2 separate regions of the Mus musculus genome follow, and region 1 is linked to region 2. The links are chromatin loops, found by intact Hi-C in ENCODE. Cell type or tissue: left cerebral cortex. All regions are shown on one strand. Each heading gives the region's core, and the rest is flanking DNA. Links, peaks and the distances in the headings are about the cores only. Region 1 overlaps Gm39940 (a long non-coding RNA gene). Region 2 has its middle 46 kb from the start of Gm52526.

The links. A loop is a pair of places that touch in the nucleus more often than their neighbours do. Peaks named below come from ENCODE experiments on the same cell type or tissue, not always from the same donor. Only the 100,000 strongest peaks of a DNase experiment are listed, where the experiment ranks them.
Region 1: it touches region 2 in a loop (2.4-fold over the local background); 19 of 42 quality-filtered maps call a loop at or near these places.

What each region holds. Positions count from the first base shown.
Region 1 is chr2:133,780,850-133,789,191 of GRCm38, reverse strand. It overlaps Gm39940 (a long non-coding RNA gene), which reads right to left. Exons shown (of 3, transcript XR_866760.1): 2 at 1-33. Among named protein-coding and RNA genes, the nearest start is that of Gm39940, 42 kb to the right of the region's middle. In left cerebral cortex, for the core only: no CTCF peak of the experiment used is centred there; a DNase peak (open chromatin) is centred at 5,058.
Region 2 is chr2:134,478,022-134,486,363 of GRCm38, reverse strand. No RefSeq gene overlaps it. Among named protein-coding and RNA genes, the nearest start is that of Gm52526, 46 kb to the left of the region's middle. In left cerebral cortex, for the core only: CTCF peaks have their summits at 3,464 (motif pointing right) and 4,379 (motif pointing right); DNase peaks (open chromatin) are centred at 3,479 and 4,395.

The sequences.
Region 1 (8,342 bases), core at 103-8,102, 700 kb after region 2:
GATCTCAGAAACTGGGGGGCTGAGTGCTTATTCCTAGGAGAAAGTGAAAAATTGAATGTCAATCATTCAATTTAGTTTAATCTGCCTCTGAAAAGTCTATTGTAGCTGTGGTTTCTAAAAGTATGGCTAGTACACAACTTATCTGGATCAAGAAAAAAAATTGTTGGAGAAAGCTAAATCTGTAGGAAGTTGAGTGATCCCATCAGTGTAAACTAGTCCTAAGGAAATTACTTTATGACAAGCCTAATATCTTGGTCCTGAAAGTGCAAGTTCAGATTGTTATGGATTACATCAGCATAGTACTTCCATTTGGATGTATCCTTCGGTACCAAATAAACATTGTGAGTGAAAGTGCTGGAATAGTGAAAAGTCATTATTTGTTTGGCTTGCACTTAGCGTTTACATTACATTCAGTGTCTTTTGTGTTTCATGATCCACCAGTGTCTATCAGAATATTTACCAATGTACATCATGACTCTTCAAGAGGCTTTCTAAGAGACTTTGAGAAATTCTTTTTGCTCTAAGATGAATTTTCATTGAATCACTTTGCCCCAATGTATTTATCACACACATTCAAAGACTTGACACATGTTGCTGGCTCAAACAGAATTCAAACACTCATTGCTCTTCCCGAGGAGTGCCATTGGTATGATATCATACTTATCTCTCATTTCATAATGATTTCCATCTAAGTATCTAAGGATAAACCAATCTTCTAATCCCACCGATAGAGAAGATTCATATAAATGAAAGAAATAATATTTTCATCTGATATTTTATACGATTCACCAATCAAAGCTCCATAAATTCCAGTTAGCATTTTATTAAACTTAACTTTACATTTTACATACCTTTACAAAACTGAAGTTTGCAAACAGAATCCATTAATCACAAATAAGTACAATTAATTAATCAAAGGCTAGAGCATGTTTGTTAGAGCTCATTCTCTGGGAATGGATGATGACAGGGTCTGATCCTGTGTTTACTTATTCTCTGTCTGTGTGATTCCTGTACAACAATTTCTACTTCTGAATGAAGATGCCAAGGATCAGACAATCTTATGAGGCTCAGAAGAAGTAAAACCAGACTCAGTTTCTGTCTTGTGCTGCTATTATCACTGTTGAAACTCCTCATTTCTCTGAGTAGACCCTATCTCCTAGTAAACACTTGCATATTGATCAATTCTTAAAGCAAAGTGAAGCTGGCTAGTCTATTTTGAACCTTACAGGAACACAAAGTTGTCATTTTTTGTCATTTGCTCTATGATTCTCCAAAGATTGCTGACCCTGTTTTGTGATTCAGTTTCCAGATTTGATTACACCTAGGGTGTAATTTTCCTTGGGCAGGTAAACTGTAGTCATGGTTACTGTTACTGTGCAGCTATTGATCCGGTACAAAAGCAGATCATAAGCTGTTCAGTCTCGGGGAACTGTTTGAATATAATCTTGTCCTTTGTATACTAAATAAAAAAACAATAAATACAAACAAAGCAGCCATGAAAGGGGTTTTAATGGTCATCTTCGAGCAGTAGGGACCAGAGAAAACTCAGTTTAACTCTTCTCTTGTCTTCAGTTTATGTGCCCTGTCACCCTTCTTGATATAAACCGAAAAGCTTTGCTGGTGTCAGTCTCCCATCCACTCGGCTTCCACATGAGGAGACCCCAAGGCTGATTTTCGCAACAGTCATTGCACATTGGCATATCTTTTCAAATAAGTTATAATCCATACTAAAATTCATGCTGTGGTGGAGGTTGGGAACAATTAGGTAGACTACCATGGCTGGTGGCTTCAGTTCTCTGCTAAAGGAAATGGCCATATGAATGGATCACTTTTCACCAATGAGTAGGCATTTATGTGCAACTTTATGTGTAATTAATAGAAACCTCAGAGCAAAGAATCTCAGATATGTAATCATGTTTGCATGACTGCATCAATAGGCATTTTAGATAAGAAAAACTCCTTTCAAGTTGACAAATTATTGTGTGGTGGTATTTTTACCTGCATTATAACTGTGATCTAATGTCTCTAAAGGGCAAATGTAAATTTTATATATTGCAACACATTTGTCCTTTAGAGGCTTTTTTGAATAAATGAAGAAAATACAAACAAGATTAAACTGTAGCCTCTGACTTTTAGAAGGAAATATATGTGGATCTCAGATTCACTGCAAATATCAAAAGGAGAATTTGCTGTCTATGTCTATTGTCCACAACAGACATTACCCATATTTCCAATTTGACAGGAAATTTTTTAGCAGTTTTTAATTTATGTGTATATTTATATCTTATATATAATTGTGTATCTTATAAATTGTACCATTTAAGTTCTATCATAGATATACATATATATGAGATAAAGATGATAATAATTAGCAAAGATAATAATTATCCAATGTTCATTATTATTATTCATTACACAAAATCCATCATATTCCATGAGTGAAAGGTATTTTATATGCAATAAAGTGACATTTTCCAAAATCTTCTATAAATCCCAGTGTATGTTAAATATTCTCCACAGAAAGTCAAATAGCAGTGGTGTTCCTAACAAAGTAGTATTTAGAATAAGAAACAAGCAGATAGGTCATGTCTGTTCTACCTCCAGGAAGAAGAGAAGGGGAAAAAGAGGAGAAGAAGGAGGAAGAGGAGAAGAGGAGGGAGAGGATCCGGAGAAGGAGGGAGAAGAGGAGCTCTCGAAACATCTCAGTTTACATACAGTTGCCCTTCTTGGTCTTCCCTTGGAAAGGAGGATAATTTGGTTCTCTTCCTTTCAGGGAGCTGTCAACCCTCATCAGGCCAATGTAAGCTGTGCCGGGGGAAGAGGCTTTGGCTCAGTAAGAAGAGTCCATCTCCACAGTGCAGCAAAATACATGCAAGGAAGATTCCTTATTATGTGAGTATGCATGCAATCAAGATTCTCTAACATACACACACACACACACACACATGCAATCAAATTCCATAGTATGTGCATATATGTGCAACCAAGATTCCCTAAAAGATGACAAACTAACCCCAGATGGGACAAAACTGAGTAAATCCGAGGTTGCTCAGACAAGCTCCTTTTCCCGCCTCTCTCTACAGAGATGTGGAAGGGCAAGTGCATGCCTGGGGGTGGGACTGGAGAGGGGGGTCTTTATCCAAAAGTCTTGGGGCAGTGAATAGAGATGAAGTAGGGGTCAGCAAATATTTAGGACAAGAGCTGAGGGTTAATGAGCAGGAATCTCTTGACTTTCCAAAGTTGCAGCAAGAATTTTCTTCACATCAAATCTCAGAGCAAAGCCAGAGTGTTCAGCATGCTCAGAATCTGAGTTCCACAGGAGCCCAAGGGTGGAGCCCATGGCCCACTGTGTGCTCTGGACTCCTATTGTCCCTACCTCAGTCCTTACTCACAGAACGTAAAAATAAATGTTCTGATGTGATTCAAATTCCAGATGGACATCCTAATAATGTAGCTTTGTTATGTTTTAAGTGCTAATAATAAACTTACATAAGCCATCCTCCAAATATGGCTGAGGAAGACTTTCATTCAGATGAGAACGTCTCATATTCTAACATGCTAAGAGGTGCCTAAAAACACAACGGCATTTGAAAGCGTATTATTGCCTTTCCCTGGTTTTTTACTGTTCATTCATTCATTAAAAAATAAGTCAATGGGAAACAAATTTACTAAATAGATGATGGCAAGAGATAAAAGACTCATCGAACACTTCTATTGATGTTCTTTATGGTTTAAAATCTCTCAGATCTCCATTTTTATGTGTGTAACAAGAAAATCATTTTGACATATTAGATTGCCCTTCCAAAATACAGCAACTCAGTCTGAAGTACAACATTCCGAGAACCCACCAGCCTTGGTAAGGCTCATGCGTTGTCACAACTTTATACATGCATGTGTCTATTCAATAGGCATCTTGAAAGTACTAACTCTGGCATGGATATTGGGCAATTGGCTGAAATGTAAGTTAAAAAAAGTCTTGTGTATGTGTGTATATGTCTGTAGAATAAGAGTGTCTGAAGATGGGTATGCCCACAAAAGTATGGCAAGTACATGTAGTGAGTCATTTCAGGGGTTTAGAAAGGCTTAACACTGTCAAGCTTTTATTTGTCAAATGGAGTCAATCACCTGTGACAGATCTGGGGTTTGTGTGCCAATGATGGAGACTCATTCACCTTCAGTTGACATTCACCCTAATGAAGCATTTTGTGGAGATAAGTGAAATAAATTTTTTTTATCATTTGTTTTGATTCATAAAAAGCCAGGAGAATAGACCAGGAGGTCCTAACCCGTGGAAGAAACAGACTGGAAGTTAGCATCCCATTTGGCCCATCATAACCAAGAGAATAGGCAAATCTGGATACCCTATCTCCCCTAAACTTTAATATGTAAAAGCATTCATTCCTGCTCTTATAAGGCTTTGTGCTAGAGAATTATATCTCTATCAGGGAATCAGGAATTGGGAAAAACCCTAAGAGTCCAAGATCACACCATTAGGTCTATTGGCCAGTCTCTCATGGTGGGAACCAGGCATAGGAGATGACATGTGTATTGGTGGAAATAACCTTCAAAATGATCTGCATTGTGGGAAACTGTCAGGAGAAACTACATGGTAAGCATGCTTCTCTCAGAGGGCAAGCATACAGCTGATACACGGTAATAAGGCATCTGCTCTGACACCATTAACCTTGTCAACTCTAGACCTCTGCAATTCAATGCCCCTGACTCAGAGCAAATGAGATTTTAAGGCAAAATTTCTAAAATCAGAAAGAATTATCATGGGCATTCTGTTGGCCAGTAAGGAAAAAAAATAGGCTAAAGTTAAATGACTTCAGAATTAAGTCATATTAACCAGTCTCCGAAGCTGAATAGAGTTTCATGTAATTTTTCTAAACTTAATAATATCATAATATCACCTACTCATGGAGAAAGTCATCAGGATATAAGTTATTGCAGAAGCTATTGCAAATCTGCTTGCAAGGAGCGCACAGTGAGTTTCTAAGAATACTTTCTCTTCACATTAGTGAAATGATTCTATGCAAGCTGTTCTTTGGCAAAAAGTCTTCCTGTTAAATTCTTAGACAACTGTGGGTTCTCGCTCTGTTGTAAGAAGGCACACAGACTCTCCAAGTTGGTTAAAAAAAAAATCAGTGTCATTTTATGAGTTCTGTGATGAGGGAGAAATATGAAGAACACGAATAGCAGATGAGCCAAGAAGTCAATGCACTTTTGACAGGACTATGGACATACATTTCCCTCGACTTTATAAAATGGATGACTGACTGACTACTCAAAGGACAAAGCCTGGGAAGTGAAGGTCTGAGAACAGAGGCTTGGAGCAATAGAGCATGAGGCGTCTTGCCTCCTGTTGTTGACCTATGGATAGCTTGGAGTGGGGGTAATGAGCACTCTTGACTCCTTGGTGTTAGGATAAACAATCCCCTGGGCTCAAGTATCAGCCATTTAAATAAATTCATGAGACAGAGGAAGTGATGTTTACGAGCTAGAAGTCTGGTCTCCCTTTTCAAACAACCATGGGTACACAGATCACAAAATAGAAACCTGATATAATGGGAAGAAAATGAGAGGAAGTGGCACATGATGAACTTCGGAGGCTGCTGTAGAAACCCTTAAATCTAACGCCAAGAGAGAAGATAAAACAGAAATGACTTGATTGCCACCAAATTTAACAAGTCTTATCTTGGAAAAGTTTATATTTCTGTGTTTAATTAAGATTGAAAAAAAGCAAAAAAACAAAAAACTGTTTTCCTCATAAGAAACCTACTTTCCAAGCTTATAACCTATTTCTATTTTTCTCTATAAATTTCTACTTTCTCTATAAATGATAGAAAATAGTGTTGAAAATCTGTCCCAGTTAAGCATGTTTTAAAACACTTAACAAATTAATCAATTTACAGATATTAAAAACATCATGTACTTATATGATTGCTGTATTTTACTAAAACAGTTTAAATCATTAATATTGTAAGATGATAATATGTGAATGTACTTACCATGAACAGTGACACAGGAATAAAATTAGATAAATTATTTTTCTATGTAAATGAATGAAGAGGTAGGCAGAAACAGTGTAAGAAAAGCCAATTAACTGCGTACCTTCAGCTCAGGAAAAAATAGGGTAGTTTTTTAGACATCTACTCATGCACACCATAGGTGAGGGTGAGGGATTGGCTTCACTTATCACCTAACGGTGACTCTGTGGCAGTTATAGCCATCATTAGACGTCTCTGGCCTCTAAACTAGAGCTGGAGTGTTGATGTTCTTTTCAGATGTATACTGTGAGCCCTTACTGAAAGGTGTGCTTAAGTCACCTAAACAACTGAAGGTGTCAACACTAAATAACTTTATGTTTGGTTTCCTCAGCACCTGCTCCCCGGATCCTTCTTTCTCAGCCATTCACACTCAACACTGGAGTCTAAAGCCAAGTATTCCTGGAAGAATCAACGTGAACCCAGGTGTGCTATTGTTTCTGTATGTCATTTTCCTTTCTCTACCTGCCATCTGCCAGCTAGCACCCTCTCCTCTCTCACTGTATGTCTACTCTGTCTCTGTTTTTCTCATATGCATTCTCTCTCTCTCCCTCTCTCTTTCTCTCTCTCTCTCTCTCTCTCTCTTTCACACACACACACACACACACACACACACACACACACACACTGGTGACTCCACAGAGCTCCATTTTGTCTTTATACATTTAACTTTGCATCCTGTTTTTTTGTGGCCAGAGTGCTGGTCTGTATTGCCCTTGACCCCCTGAGGTGCTCCTAGCAAATCATTTTTAAAGCCCTCAAAACTGTTACCCTTCCTGATCTCTACCACCTTCAAACAATGCTTGAGAGCCTTAGGCTAGACTCGTGGTGCAACTATTTTCCTATTGCCACTTACTTTTTAACCACGCTCTTTAAATCTACTGCTACCTTCCCTCTCCAGCACACCTTGAGTGCCCCACCACTGCTGACACAGCTTCAGCTACAAAGCACTGTCTGGAAACACTTGCCACCTTCTCTGCCACGTGAAATCAAGACACTGTTTGAAATGAAGACCTGTAGTATCTTCACCTGCATGGGTCTGCACAGATCTGTACTCTGATTACCCCCACTGGGCTATTAATTCCCTCACCTGCATCCTTCCGAAAGGTTTATGGCCTGTCCCTCTATGTCGTGTTTGTCTGCTAATGCTCCTAGTCAGCCTTTCTTTTTAACATGACTGCAAATTAAACTCTCCATAGACATTGAAATTCCCACTGTACTTTACACATAGTAGGAGTGCAGTAGATAGTTTTGGGCAAAAGACAAGAGCATCTATGGTAGCCTGGAGTTGGAAGACCTTTTCTAAATGTTCAAGTCATTAAAAGCTTGAGTTGTTACTTATGAAATGTCAAAAACCATCATAAAACACACCACTCATTGAAGGTTATTACTTCTTCTGTTCTTGAAAAATATAAAGAAAGCAGGATAATCAGTGGCCCTGGCACCTCATAGAAACAAAAGGAAAGACTATAGCTCAAGCCTGGAATTCCAACTCTGGCAAGCTGAAGCAAGATCATCAGAAGGCCAGCCTGGGCTACAGTGAGTTCAAGGACAGTTTGATGCAAGACTTACTCATATAAAATAATAAACAAACAAGTAGATAGGTAAGTAAATAAAGGATCAGATAGGGTTGTTTGTAAGTACATTCCCAAATTTCACAGTTTAATTAAAATCTACCTAAATCAAAAATCACTTTACTGTCTCAGAATTTTTAATCAAATCTAAAATAGGAAGAAGAAAGTTTATGTTCGGGCTAGTGTACATAATGAAATCTGAAGACCTAAAAACTCTCATTAAATGGGTCACATCCAACTGGGAAGCTAACCAGAGTTAATTAGGTTGGAGCTGCATATTTTTTGACCATACAAACATTATTTTTATAAACGGCAAATGCATGGACTGCTTTTTATAACATAATTTTACAAAGGTTGATTTTAAAGATGTTCCTTGAATTCCAATAAAATGCCTTGGCAGATGAGGAGCCTCGATCTCCTGAGGTCCAAAACCATGCTATGAGCTATCAGCCTATGGCATCTGTTCTTTTTTGGGAATTAGAATTTGGAAACAGAAGGAATTGAAATGTGTCTTTGTTTGGGTTGTGCTGTAATTTAGATCAGTTTTCCTTTGATTTCCAAGCCCTCTGTTAAATAGGAGCCAGTTTGAGGTTTTTATAAGGAAGAATCTACCTCAAAATGAAAATTGCTGGACAAAGTTTTCTGAAATTCCCACTAAGATTGTTGGGGGAAGCAACTTACACACCATACTACATTCTAGTTCTTCTTTGAAAAAAAGCCT
Region 2 (8,342 bases), core at 89-8,088:
GCCGTGTGGCCTCATTCATAACTTCACAGCTACCAGCATCAGCTGATGAATATTTATGTTACTCCTGGCTTAGACCAGAAAGACAAATAAGAGGCGGGGGAAGTTAGCAAAAGGTCGTCTGAACTCTGTGGGATTTTTAACCAACACTTTCCATGCGCGAGCAGTAGCCCTGAATGAAGTCATTCTGTGCAGGGGCCTGGGCTGGGAGAGCAGCCTGTTCATTAGCGCTCTGCAGAAATTGAACCTTGTGCATTCGTGAGGTCCTGGAAGGGAAAGCCTTTTACTTAAATCAAACACACAGGGTACATAGCTACCTTATTATTATTATTTTGGGAGAGGTAAATTATTGCAAATTGCTCCTTGCTATATAATAACTTTAATGGTTCAAAGAAAGAGCAAAGGAGCGAAGGAGATCTTTTAAAATATTTTTTAAAGGAGCGATTTCAGTTTGGAGTAATGTTTTAGAGAGTGACAGATTCGGGAAAAATGTCCTAATGTGTATGAAATTGATTAACTAGGTCTACTAATTATCACAGTTAAGCAAATTATTGTCTTAAAATGTTGTGGAGTTTTTACTTCAGGAGACTGGCCCCTCATCCCCCTGCTGAAGGACTAACCACATTTGATCACTTGCACACTTTCGCCAATCCTCCTTGGCTGTTTCCTTTCGCCATTACTGTCACCTTTGTTTCTCCTTTGCTTGTGCTATAATTGCCACCTCCAGCTTAACCCAAGGCTGTAGGAAGAAGGCAAAGGAAACACACAAAGGGGGGAAAGCATTAGACTAGCTAACACTTTATGGTCATTTGGGTTGAGGACAAGGCTAAAATATTTGGCCACAGTGCTATTTCCTTTGAACATTGGTTTCAGTGCCACTGTTTGACAGGCACAGTGAGGCAAGTGTCCATAGTGGGGGTACCCAGGAGCACTTTATCCCTATGAAGATGGAACCCATGTCGTTTACTAGGGAACCACTTTCAAGAGACACCAGGAAGTCAGATGGTTTTGGAGAACAGCTTCAAAGAGACCCTAGAATAGAGTTCTACCTGCGAGTTTGTCTCGAAATAAGAGGGGCAAAGGTGTTGCTTAATGTTTTGGGGGAGACAGTAGTTTGATTGAAAATCGCCCTCATTGGTTCGTGCATTTGAGTTTGCTCTCTGCTGTGTGGGAACTGTTTTGGGAAGGATTAGGAGGTGGAGGTAGGACTTGAGATTTTTCAAAAAGCCCCACCAGGCCCAGTAGCTCTTTCTGTTTCCAACTTGCAGATCGGGATGTATGCTACTAGCTTTGTCTCCAGCACCCTGACATAGTAGTAATGGACTAACCCTTTGAAACTGTAAGCAAGTCTCCAACTAAACGGTTTCTTTTATAAGTTGCCTTAGTCATGGTATCTTCTCATAGCAATAGACAAGAAACTAAGACCATACAAGGACTTACCAAGGGACAGGCCTGACCATGCTGCTGTTTGTGACTTTGGATTAGGAAAGTGGTTGAACACTGTCAGTGGGGTTTCAAAGGCCTTCCTGGTAGGACTGTGGGAGACAACTGAGAACAATGAAGACTGTGGTGGATCAGCTTGGGGGGCATCAGAAGGGAAAAATATTATCATGGGAGCTAGAGACCATTCTTGTAATTTTTGCAAAGAGTGTCGCTGCTTATTGCCCTGGTCCCAAGAGTCTGTCTGAGACTAAACGGGACAGTTTTGAACTAATATTGACAGAGGGTATTTCAAGACAGCCCAGTATAAACTGTGCCTTGTGGCTATTAGCAAATGCTCCTCTGAAAGTTTACAAATGAGGAAGAGCAAGCAAGGCAGAAGGGATACAAACTGAATAGTTGGAGGAGAAAAAGAAAATCAGGGAGTGTGATGTCGGAGCTAAGGACTTTTGTTGCTGAGAGGGAAGAAGAACTCAGGCACAAATGAAGTAAGTGCAAAGCATCATGAGTTTGGGGGCCAGAGGATGGCTCAGTGGGTAGAGAAGCATGCTACCAAGTGTGGTAACTGGAATTTCATCCCTGGAGCCCAAGTGGTATCAGGAGAAAACCAGCTTCCACAGCTTGTCTTCTGAATACACACACTTACACACACACACACACACACACACACACACACACACACACACACACACACACATGAGAGAGAGAGAGAGAGAGAGAGAGAGAGAGAGAGAAACAAGGCTCTGTCTTTCTATCTCCAACTTGCAGATGATATAAGATCTTAGCTACATAGCCAAGATTCAACTTAATAATATTTGTAGAAACTCTATCTTAAAAATGTAACATCAAAACCACAGTTTGTTGTATGAAATTTTAGCCCTCATTTCACCTTTGGTTTGAGGATTAAGGAAGCATTCATTTACCTTGAAATTTAAGCTAGTGGCTAAGCACTTCTTGTACATTTTCAGACTTATATGACTGATGAGAACACTTACTGAAGTACATCATATAGATGAAGATTCTGTGTCATAGTGCGTGGCCTTTTTACAGGAACAATAAAGCTCTATGCAAAAAATAACACGGCAGCTGCTGCAGCTACTTTACTGAGAGCGTTCCTAGGACGTAAATGAATAATAAAATGGCATCTCTCTGAAGTCAGGAGAGTCTGAGCCTATCTCAAAGTGCATAGAACTTTAGAGCTAAGAAGATTATCGAGAGCTATCCTATTTGGGCCTTTTCCCATTTGAGAACATTTTAACAGAGCTGAGTTGTTGGCTACTCTGATGCTATAAGTAGGAACACACCAATAATGCCATTTCAGGATGGAAGAATCCAAAGGCTTTCTCAGTGTTTTGTGCTTGGTACTATCTGGATTAATTTTTATGGAATACTCAAAGATCAACTAAATCAAGCTCAGAATTCTACAGACCTCTTCAGAGCTTTTATATTTCTTAAACACAGAGTAATAAAGCTGGAATAAGCTGCAAGGTCCTATAAAGCAGGAGAGCACTAATATTTGCATGCTCAGATGCTGAAACTCCATATAACAGCCTAGGGAGGTGGCTCGGTAGCTAACGTGCTTTTATCACAAGCAAGAGAAGGGAGCTCTGATCCCCAGAACCACTAGAAATGCTGGCTTGGCATGGTGATTCCCAGGCATTTCTCCCTAGGGATGCAGAGACAGGATTCTCATGCTACTGGCCAGTAAGACTATATTAGTACACCCTCTCCTTGGCAAACTTTCTCTTCTAGTTGGGTCCTTTGATCTGTCTGGTCTCTACCTCATAACATTTATTTTTTAATCACATAAGAGACATACAAGAAATAATTATTAATCAGTGAAAATTTTGCAATCCAAGAATTAGCGGATCCAGAATAAAACCAGCAGTAGCCATAGGGATGTGGCACATGTGAGTGTAGCACAGACCTTCAGGGCAGGAAAGGTTTTAGTGATTTTTTTTCCCTCCTTTCAGCCTTAGTTGACCCTCACTCCTGGTATGGTAACTCCAAAATAATTCATGTTCTGCCTGTAGATGGCGACATCTGAACTCTTTTCCTTGGTGCTGAGACTATGAGCAGCAGGTTTCATCCCACAGGCAGGTGAGAATGTGAACTGATGTCTGAAAAGGAAGCAACAGGGGCTGTGGCTGCACTCAACGGTTTCTATTACATTTGGTGCAGAAACCATTCCCGGAGGCACAGAACATCTAGGCTGAGTGTGTGCTCAAGGATGATGGGGAATGTGAACCCTGTCTACTCACTAGGACATATTTCAGTCATTATAATGTGGCAGAAGGAAGTGTGTGTCATATTAAAGAGTGGCTGATTAAGAGTATTTTTGAACTATTAATACTATCTGCCCATCAATTTTCTCTTCAATTATTGGACTTTTGCTGTTACAAATAAGACTTCTTAGCCCAAGCCAAAGACCACAAAGAAGTTTTCTCTTTCTTTTTCCTTTGTGAAGTTTCATAGTTGCATTTTTATTTAGATAGAAGATATTAATTTAACTTGTATACAAGGTATGAAGTATGAAATTAAATTATATGTATTTTGTATAATTGTCAAATGCAGTGTGTCGAATACCAACTTTTCTGTCTAAATGCCTTTGAAGCACTGGGGAAAATAAGTGAACTCAGTGTGATGGTTAGTTTCTGGCCTCTTTGTTTTGTTACCTATATATCTATTCTTGACTATTACAGAAGAGTCATTAGTTTTTAAACTTGGGCAGTGTGAAAGTGGGTTCCCCTCTAAGGACATCTGTGGGTCCTTTGCCCCCTTTGTGAACATAATCAGATGCTCTGAGCTCAGCTTCTGCATCGGTAGAATATAGAATTTTATGAACAGCTGTCCATTCCTTCCTCCTTTTCTCCCTCTTTCCCACATCTTCGGTTTCTCGGTGGTTCTGGGGCTCTGGATCCCGTTCTCATTCATGTCTGTTCCGCATCTGGTCAGTAGGTGGTGCTGTGCAGCAATACATCCACTTGTTGATGTCTTACATCTTTTAAAATACCAGATTATGTCATCTGCTAGCCCATGACTTCTGTCTACGCCGTGAAAAATGATCACTAAATTGTTAGTAGAACAACAGTTTAGAAGCCTCTTTCCCTGAGCATCTGAGTCTAGGCTTGAGCTCGGTTGCTTAAGTCTCCATTTTCTCAAGATTTAAAGGCTTTTCATTATAAAAGGAGAATCCAAAAGACTATATACCCCCCCCCCTTTTTTTTGACAGGGGTGGGGTCCGGGGTGGGGGTGAGGCTGGAAACGAATAAGAACAAAATGAGTATAAAAATGCCATACAGAAACCCATTGCTTTGTATCTTAATGTAAAGACTTGCAGCAAAGAAGTCAATACCGGGCCTTGAATCCCTACAATAGAGCCCAAAATGACATTTGAGTTGGTGTTTGTTTATCAAAGAGTCAAAACAGAGATGGCTCTGAAGAACACAAGAAGCTAGCTAGCTCTACTGCTCAAAATAAAATTCAAGGTTAGTTTGTTTGTGAATTACTGAGCCAGCTGGCTGTCCTGGCCCAGTACGACTTTTGTGGTGACAGCTGTTCCTACCAGGATTTGATGGCTGGGAGTGGTGAGGACAGAACTGGTGGTTTTGAGATGAGCTGGATATGGGAGATGGGTTGCGAGGATGGATTCTGGTTTCCTTAAAGAGGAAATCCACAGATTTCAGATCCTCGCCGTTGAAATCATAGTTTCTGTGGCTGCTCTTAATGCGTTTGCTTTCTGGGCAAAGGGAGGTAAGGCATGAGCGATCTGTTGTAACTCTGTGTCCCCTTAGGTTATGATTTAATGATGGGTGGTTCCATTTGCAAGAGCTTAGCAACTGTGCGGGTTTCCAGCAAGGGCACTAGACTAGCCTGCAAAGAATCTACCCAGTGCCGCTGCTCTGGCCAAGAGTCCCGAGGGTGCTCTGAAATCTTGTTTCCTTTCCCAAGTTCCCAAAAGCCAGAGGAAAAGCTCTCCTTGGGGTTGGTGGCATCATGCGGGGGTTTCCATGTGTAAATGCTGCAGAGCAACCTCAGAAGTGCAGTTCTTAACCCTCTCTTCAGAAGACAGAAACTCAAGATAGGACACTGGAAGCCAAAGCTAGAGAAAGACGGAGTGAAAGAAAGGCATTAAGGGCTCTCCACTTTGGCAGTTCAATCAAATCGCGAATCTAGCTGTCCTCTGACCCCTCTCAGTTCAGTTTCTGTCTTCCACATCCCAGCAAACGGAATTTCCCTGTTTTGGTTGTTCAGCTCCAATCTTTGGAACTTTCTTCATGCTCCCTCTTCCATGATCTAGAAACCAGGCCTGTTGACGGGGACTTTAAAGTGTTGCTGGGATCTAAAGCACTCACCACTGTATCCTTCGGCTAACTCTGGCCTTATGTGACATCATCTCAAGCATGCACTAGACAAGAGTTTTTCTAAGATTTCCCTGTTCCAATCTTGACCCCAGTTCATTTTATTTCCAACATGCTAGCTACAGTGGCACCATTAAAAGCTAAGTGGGTACCCGTTTCTTCTCTACTCAGACTTCTGCAGGCTGCCCATCTCATTAGAAGGAAAAAGATCTTATACTGGTGGGAAAGGTCCTACACAAAAAGAGTGACCTTTCCTAGCTATCATTTAGGTCACTTACTGATGATGCTTGGCCATTTGGTCTCCTGCTTGTTTCTACACCTGAAAGAAATATGCCCACCCTCTAAGGATCTGCTTACCTGCTTCTTCCTTCAGCCCTTTCTTCCTGATCTTTATGCAGTGCTGCTTTCTCTATGTAGCCTTCTCTGGCTGCAGGACTTGACCTTAACCCTCTGGGCAGGCTGGTTGTGTGTCTCCATGGGTAAAGGTGCTTGCTCCTAAGCCTGCTGAACGGAGCTCAATCTCTGGATGTCATATGGCCAAAGGACTGACTTCTACAAGTTGTGCCTGGCTTGGATATGTGAGCTCAAACATGTGCGAGTCTATGCACGCACACATGCATGCACACACATACACACACAGTGAAATATAGTCACCCACATACTAAACAGATACATAATCATAAAATAATATAAAGATCATATATAAAGTATGATCTTTAATACTTATTCACAATTTTCTTATATTAGTATTTCATTTTAGTACTTATTACATATACTTTTTATTTTGTAAATCAATTCTCTTGCTTAATTTCTTAGGACATAAACCTCCTACAGCAGTGATTCTGAGCCATTATTTCAGCCCCCAAATCGACATCACTCTTGCCATATGCAAGGTCCTCCAAAAAAAAAGGCAGCTTGGCTCCTGGGCTGGCTGTGATGTGCTCCAACTGTTCTTTAGAGTCCCTGGTGGGTCCACTAGAGGAGAGGACCATTGGTTCCTGGGATTGCAAAGTTCCCTACTTAACCTAGAACACAGAATTCAGTTCCCTGACATAAAGGGTGAATGATGCAGGTTCGTGGTCATACTTCTGGAGAGTCACTATTTTTATGTGTTTCTTAAGTGATTGCAACTCTTCACCAGGTTTTGGGAAACACTGGCCTGGCCTACAGTTTTCTTATCAATCCCACAAATACGGAGTAAACACATTCTGTAGTCTAGATATCATGTCAGCGAATTGTCCCAGCCTAGAACCTGGTAGGGGAGACAGATATGTAAAGTTCACCTTGGGCTGCAGTGAACAAATGTTCCCTAAGCATTAATTGCCTGCAGTTGATGCAGAGAAGACAAACAAGGATGATCTTGGATGTTTCTGAAGAGTTCTCATGGGTAGTGACTCACAGTCAAAGGGAGGCAACAGGGCAGGTGGATAGAAGACCCTGCAGACACACAGGTGTCTTGTCCTCGGTGTCTAAGGGAGAGACTAGGCTCTCAATACTGTTTGGAAGATTTCACTTCTGTGCTGTAGACTCAAAAGGGAATAGGATTGGGAGCCCTTCATTTCCCAAGTAGTACCTGGCCTCCTTTGCGTAACTATTTCCTGTAATCTGAGGACAATGGATGTCTGGAGAGAAGACAAATATGTTTTGGATTTCTTTGTATCGATTCCCTTTCAAAATGGTATAAAATAAAGCTGCCCCTAATGTAGATCACTAAGGATTTTCTTGGATCTTGAGACTTCAACAAAATTAGTGCCGCCTTTAATAATAATGCAAACAAATGGTCAGGCTGGGGACAATAACAGGGGGTAAATCCTGTGGGCTTGAAACTTCAACCTTCCTCAATTCATATCATGTTTGCAGCCATCTGTGCATCTCAGCCCTCACTCCTGTCATTTCCAACTTTTAATGTAAGTCTTATAGACCTTGAGTTTTCTGGGCTACAATTGCTCATTTTTTCAAGTATCATATTTATATAAAGTAGTATGTTTTGCCTCTTAGTGTTAGCCACTGTGACAACCACTCCCTTCATCTCAGTGCTTGAGAAGAATATAGTGATAATTTTTGTCCATATTATGTGTCTCAAGAGAGTGGGACATGGGGACAGAAGCATCTATTTTATGCAGTCATTTAGAAATACAAGTTCTGAACCTTTGCAATCATAGCTTTATTATTTCTTTGGTCTCTTCCAGATGGTTGATAAGGACGATAATCAAGCACATATTCCTTTTTAACACATCTCAAGCCATAGGTCAATTTGTACCTTAGTGGAGGGATAGATAATACCTGGTTTAGACTGTGTGGCCCACCCATTATTTGTTTAATTGACTTCTTCTCTGGAGCTTGCCTGCACTGTACATCAGAGGTAATACATGTGTGAGTGGATGGCTGTGCTTGAATAAAACTTTATTGGTTCAGTATGGCTTGTAGGCCTTAGTTTGATGAATTCTGCATTAAGCCCTGTGACATTGCAGTGGCAGAAAAAAAAACCCTGTCATGTATATCTACCTTAAAAGGATAGTGGTGGGTTATAGTTTGACTGTATGC